Regions from separate parts of the Mus musculus genome. Here region 2 is linked to region 1. Evidence: chromatin contacts called from ENCODE POLR2A ChIA-PET data. All regions are on one chromosome and are shown on one strand. The core of a region is the stretch at or near the end of the contact, and the rest is flanking DNA. Distances in the headings are between cores, read along the strand shown. Region 1 has its middle 17 kb from the start of Ssc4d. Region 2 holds the start of Rasa4 (RAS p21 protein activator 4).

Region 1 (3,216 bases), core at 310-2,809:
TTGGGTTGGTTTGATTGCTTTGTTTTGCTGTGGTAGGACTGGGGATTAAACCTAGGCTGGTGAGATGGCTCAGTGGTTAAGAGCACAGACTGCTCTTCCAAAGGTCCTAAGTTTAAATCCCAGCAACCACATGGTGGCTCACAACCATCCATAACAACAATCTGATGCCCTCTTCTGGAGTGTCTGAAGACAGCTACAGTGTGCTTACATATAATAAATAAATAAATATTTAAAAACAAAAAAACAAAACCCACCTAGGACCTAAATCATGGAAGGCAAGTACTCGACCACTGAGCCACAGCTACAAACTCCAATTCTGGTTCCCTACCCCCCACCCCCACCCCGCAAAGATTTATTACTGAGTGTGCCTGTGTGTAGTGATGGTGATGATGATGATACAGGGCGTCCAGTTCTATCACACGCAGATCCCCTGGGTGCAGGCTTTCTCCTCAAATGCTGAGTTAGGCTAAAGGATAGCAAGCTCCGGAAGTCATCCAGTCTCTGCCCTCCGTAGTACCAGAGTTATAGGCATTCCTGGCCACTCAGGTTTTACTCCTGGGTGCTGGAATCCCCACTTGGGTCCCCAACTTTGTACAATGATTGCTCTTACCCACTGAAACACCTCTGCATCTGTGTATAAATGTTTTCATACATGGCTGAATGTTGCCCACGTGTATACCCTGTGTTCACCACAGTCACAAAGCGTTGGAGCCCCTGGTAGTGGAGTTATGATGGTTGTAAACCACACCACGTGGGTGCTGGGAACTGAGCTCAGGGGCTCTGCAAGAGCAAGTGCCCTAACTGCTGGGCCAGCTCTCTAGGCCCCTCTTACTTTAAAAAAAAAAAAGGCTAATGCATGCATGTTTGAGTACATGTGTGGTACATGTCACAGGAATTCTTTCCTTCCATGCGGGTACCAGATTCTTGATACCTGCTGAGCCATCACGCCAGCTTGGCCCCTCATCATCTATACCATCGTCCGGACCCTATGTCCTGGTCTCTACGTTCCTGAGGATGACTTTAAGTTCTGGTGAGTTTTTCGAAGTGCAGCAGGCTAGCCTCCCTTGTGTATTTGTTGTCACACCTGCCTGACAACTCGAATGGGAGCCAAACCTTGAGGATTGATGGATTAGCAAAAAGAGAAGAGGGGAAAAAAAAAAAAAAAAAAAAAACGAGGCAACTGGGATTGACTTCCTGTAAGGTCAAACTCCAAACTTCCAGGGTCTTCCCACTCAGGCACTGCTCCGGGAAGTGTTCTTAACCACTGTGCAAACGGAGGAAACAAAAGATCAGTGAAAGGTCCAGGGTTTTTCTGGGTCATCAAAACAAAACAAAACCAACAGAGTCCAGGTGTTGGGATTCCCACTGGAGCCCCGTAAGCCTCGACGGCCGGGGCGGACAGGGTAGGACGTGACGTAGCCCTGCCCTTCCGGGCCCCAATAACTCACGCCTTCCTGCTGAGTCACCGCAGGAGCTCAGAGGAGAGCCCGCCCTGGGTCGGAACTGAAGCCACGCCTCTATCTTACTGAAGGATTTTGATTGGGTAGCTTTGAAACTGGTTCAGCCAGTCGCAGCAAACGGAAGGTTGCTGGTTAGGTGGGGCAGGGGCGGGGCCACGCTCTTCGAGACCTTTCCATGCCTCGGGGCGGGTCTTTTTTTTTTTTTTGTGCAGAGTTCTAGGTTTGGTCTGACAAAGGAATTGAGTCCCCGGTACAGCCCATACAAGGGAAGGAAGGTCAACCATTCCCAAGACACTGTAGTTTAGGCGACATTTTCAGTCCCCGCGGACCTTTGCGGATTACAAAGAGTATTTACCAACAACAACCTCTGCGCCACAAGGCTGCTTCTCTCCTCACCACCCCACCCCCTCACCCCTTTTAAAAATGCTTTAGTCAAGGTCTCATGCAGTTCAGGGTGGCTTGCCAAAGGTGACTTTGAGTTTTTTTAATTTTATTTCTTCCTCTGCCCACCCAACTGGGGTTACAGGTGCGTGCCACCCCTGCTCATTTATGCAATTCTGAGGAACCCAGGACTTCACTTACGCTAGGCAAACGCTCGACCAACTGAGCTATATCCTAAAGCTACTGATATTTTCATAAAAGACCATTTGGTTGGTTTTGTTTTTTTCGAAACAGTTTTTCTGTATGACGCTGGCTGCCCTGGATGGAACTCAGTCTGTAGACCAGGCAGGCCTCAAACTCAAAGACCTGCTTGCTGAGATGAAAGGCATGCGACGCTTTCACAGAGGACATTTAACCCACAAAGGACTGTTGAAATTGTAAAACCGGTTCACAATAAAACCAGAATTGGAATAGGGTGTGGTGGCACTATGGGGTAAAAAACATCTAAAATAAATCAAGATTAAGGAGGCTGGTGTGTAACTCAGCTGGTAGAGCTCTGTCCAAGCATTCAGAAAGTCCAAGGTTCAGTCCCCAACTCAGTTTGGGTCAGCGAAAGGGTTCCACAGGTAAAGGTGAGGCCATGTGGCCACACACACACACAATTAAAATGTCTTTTTTTTTTTTTAAATCAGCAACTACAAAAAGAAAATAGATTTCTAAAAAGGGAAGAAAACAAACCTCAGTGTGGTGGCTGTCACATGCCTAAAGTCCCAGGGGTGGAGACAGATGGTCACCCTCAATTATACAGCTAATCCAAGGCCAGCCTATGCTACATAAGACATGGTCTCAAAAACAAACCAATTAAAGAATTGGAAAAGGTTCCCCACCTCTGGCAAACATGAACAATAAACTGAGGGGTGTTGTGGTTGTGGTTTTGTTTTGAAACAAGACAATGTAGCCTATGCTGCCCTGAAATGTGTTGTGTAGCCAGAAATGAACGCAGACTTCTGAACTCCCTTGCCTCAGAGACAGGATCTCACACTTCAGTCCAGGCTGACCTCAAGCAGTTTCCACCCCCATCATCTTCCCAGTGGCTGGTTTTATAGATGTGAGCTACCTCAGGTGGGTTAGACTGAGGATTTTAACACAGCCTGCTGTACCACAGCAAATTCTATGTGTAGCATCACCCTGACCGAGTGTCTGTCGTCTTAAGATTGGCCCTGCCAGCCAGGCATGGTGGCACATGCCTTTAATCCCAGCACTTGGTAGGCAGAGGCAGGCAGATTTCTGAATTCGAGGCCAGCCTGGTCTACAGAGTGAGTTCCAGGACAGCCAGAGCTATACAGAGAAACCCTGTCTCGAGAAAAAAAAAAAA
Region 2 (3,216 bases), core at 289-2,788, 130 kb before region 1:
AGAGCTGGGGCCCGAGATCCCCTGTGGAGGCTCAACCAGCCTCCACCCTAGAGACCTAATTTCCACTGGAGCCCCTCCTCCCTTTATGCACAGAAACCCACCTTAAGTCAGCCCACCCTCCTCCCTCCCCATTGCCATGGCAACTGCTGAGCTGGCCTCTTCAGGCCCAGGGGGCCTTGAACTGGAACCGCTCCTGGCACTGAGAGTGCTGGGAGAGCCCGCCTGCCCGCCGGAGAGATGAACACACACACACACACACACACACACACACACACACACACACCTCCCCAATTCTCAGTTCTCTGTAGCCAGGAAACCCACCGGGACCCGGAGCGCACTTTGAACCCTAGGCCTCTGCCCCGCCCTTTCTTCGGTTTTATGATCGTGGCTTCTCCCCGACACTAGGATTTCAAGCACTTGGGTCCAGAAAGGGAAACTGAATCTTTGCAAATGAGGACATAAGAAAGCCACGAGACACGTTCTAGGAGTCACGCAGTTGACCTCGGGAACTCACTAAAAACAGTGTGACAAAGGGGTGTCCGAAAGCTCCCCAAATCTGGCGATGGATTAGAGGAAGCTTTATGAAGGACGGTAATGCATTTTAGGAGCCCTAGATTCACGACCTTGCTTTGACACCACCAGCTAACATTTCCTGTCTGTCGGCATCGGTTTTCTAATCTGTAAAGTGGTCCGAGGAGAAATGCCTTGCAGGGAGCGATTAAAGGGAGAGGCCCGGCAAAGTCAAGGGAGACTCTAAATCCTGCCTCTATGCATCCCTCCTGTCCCCTTGACCTACACCCCCACCCCCACTTTTCACACCTGCATGCCTTGCCCAAATGAATAGCGAATAGCGAACAAGTCCGGCGGACAACTCTTGGGGTTGTTATGGACTCCCAAACTACAGAGAGAGGGGGGGACACTCCGCCCCTTTCAGCCACACCCTGGGCAGTTCTTGCGATGCCATCCCAGTGCCAGTTTCAGTCTTTTAAAACTCCTGCCCCCCTATGAGCCCTGGCTTCCTGCTGTTCCCAGGTGGAGAAGCCCCTCCCTTGTCTCTAGCCCTCCGCCTCTAGCTTGCCCCTCCACTCTGTCAGGTATTCACAGCAAATCTCGCTGTCCCCATTTTCGTAGCCAGTCCCCCTCCGTGGCTGTACACGCCACATCCTCTCCGCTGCTCTCCTTGTGGGGAAGCCCTAAGGACCCCCCGCAAAGGTCAAGTATATAAAAGGGGATCCCATCAAAGTTGGGGTGGCCACCACCCGTACCCACTACTCACATGTCCTTGGCGGGCAGATTTTTCCCTTCTACGATTCGGATGGACAGCGAACTGCGCTTGGCCATTGCGGGTCGGCGACGTGGAGGCCTGGCGGGGAGGGGTTCGGACTCATGGGTCCCCTCTCGGGGTAAGGAGGGGGAACAGTGCGAGTGGCGCTGCAGGCAGGCGGGTGCGGAGGCCAGAGAGGGGAGCGCTGGGGCTGAGGGATCTCCGCTACTCCATTCACCCCTCCCCGCCCCTCCTGCGGGGGCGGGGAGACACTGCATGGAAGGACCAATCAGCGTCCTGGATGCCCAGAATGGGCGCGGCCTATGCGGCTTGCGTCCCTCATTGGCCACCTGGAAGGGAGGGCGGGCGGGGCCTGCCCCGAAGTGTAGCTGCTGGCACCCGGAGATTCTTCCACCACCAGGATCCCTCCTGGTGCTCTCGATTCTCAGAGAGAGAGCCCAGGCTCACGGAGGGACCTGGGTGTGCAGCATAGCTGCAAATCCATTAATGGCCGCACGCTGGGAGTAACTTGTCTGTGACAGACCTGGAAAGATGTGAAGACTCAGGCAGTTGGGAAAGTTTGAGGACATCAAATCTGGAAAACAGGATTGTTTGGGGCGTGTTTGTATTGTGGTTTCGTGTGTGTTCAGGTGTGCAGGTAGAGGCCAGAGATCACCCTCCGATTTCATTCTTCAAGATCCGTCCACCATTTATTTATTTGTTTATTTATTTATTTTTGAGACAGGGTTTTTCTGTGTAGCCCTAGCTGTCCTAGAACTCTCTCTACAGACCAGGCTGGGCTCGAATACAAAGATTCACTTGTCTCTGCCTCCCAAGTGTTGGGATTAAAAGCCTGCACCACCACCTCCAGGCTCTGGCTACCTTTTTAAAATTTTTGTTTTTTATTGGCTGATTGATTAGGGTGTGGCTTACATGTTGTGGTCCCAAGTGGAAATCAGAGGACACCCGCAAGAATCTTTTCTTTACTTTCACCAAATGGGTCCCAGGGATCAAATTCAGATTATCAGACTTGGGCAGGAGTCTTTCTACTGACCCATCTCCTCTGCCCCACCTTGTAAGACACAAGGTCTCTCATTGGCTTGAAACCTCCCCAGTAGTCTAGACTGGCTGGCCAGTGAGACTCCAGGATCCACCTTTCTCCATCTTGCCCACTTCTGGAGTTCTTTACAAGAGTTCAACACCATGCCCAGCTATCCATTAGTCCTGGGAACGAGTGATTCTTCTGCTTGCAAAGCAGTTTAGCAAGTGAACCATACTTACCTAGCCCTAGATCTGCATTCCAGCCCGCCATCGCTGCCCATACTGGTGACCAAACCTAGGTCCTTGAGTGTCCTGGTCAAAAATTCTGCTACGAGTGACATCATTTTATTCTTCTTTACCCCAAAATAAGATTCCATTGGGGATACAGACATACATACAGATTTTTTTTTTTTTTTGACACAGGGTTTCTTTGAGTAACCCTGACTGTCCTGGAACTCTATAAACCAGGCTGACTTCAAACTCACAGAGATTCCCCTCGCCTCTGCCTCTCCAAGTGCTGGGAATTAAGGGGTGCGTCATCAGCACCACTCCACCAGATTTTATTATGCTATGTGCACATATGCAGTACCTCTGGAGGCCAGAAGAGGGTATCAGATTCCCCCTGAAATTGGAGCCACCTACTGTAGGTGCTTGGAACCAAACTCTGGTCCTCGGCAAAAACACCAAGCTTTGTTAGTCTCTGATGGGGATCTCACTCTCTACTAAAATAAAATAGCCAAAAGTACCCCCAAGGAATTATTGTTTGTATGTTACTTAAAGACTATAAGATCGGGCTGGAGAGATGGCTCAGTGGTTAAGAGCACCAACTGCTCTTCTGAAGGTCATGAGTTCAAATCCCAGCAACCACATGATGGCTCACAACCATCCATAATGAGATCTGATGCCCTCTT

Evidence for each region. ChIA-PET counts read pairs that join two places held with the same protein, here RNA polymerase II (POLR2A).
Region 2: POLR2A ChIA-PET joins it to region 1 with 10 read pairs in embryonic stem cell. The contact joins the promoter of Rasa4 here to the enhancer-like site in region 1. POLR2A ChIA-PET finds 5 or more read pairs at or near these places in 2 of 5 experiments (Patski and embryonic stem cell).

Annotation. Positions count from the first base shown.
Region 1 is chr5:135,956,039-135,959,254 of GRCm38, reverse strand. No RefSeq gene overlaps it. Among named protein-coding and RNA genes, the nearest start is that of Ssc4d, 17 kb to the left of the region's middle. Within about 2 kb of position 1,559, at least 1 of the 3 ENCODE cell types and tissues checked has a DNase peak (open chromatin) inside an H3K27ac peak, as active enhancers do.
Region 2 is chr5:136,082,238-136,085,453 of GRCm38, reverse strand. Rasa4 (RAS p21 protein activator 4) reads right to left here and starts at 1,538. Exons shown (of 21, transcript NM_133914.3): 1 at 1,277-1,538. The coding sequence starts at 1,341.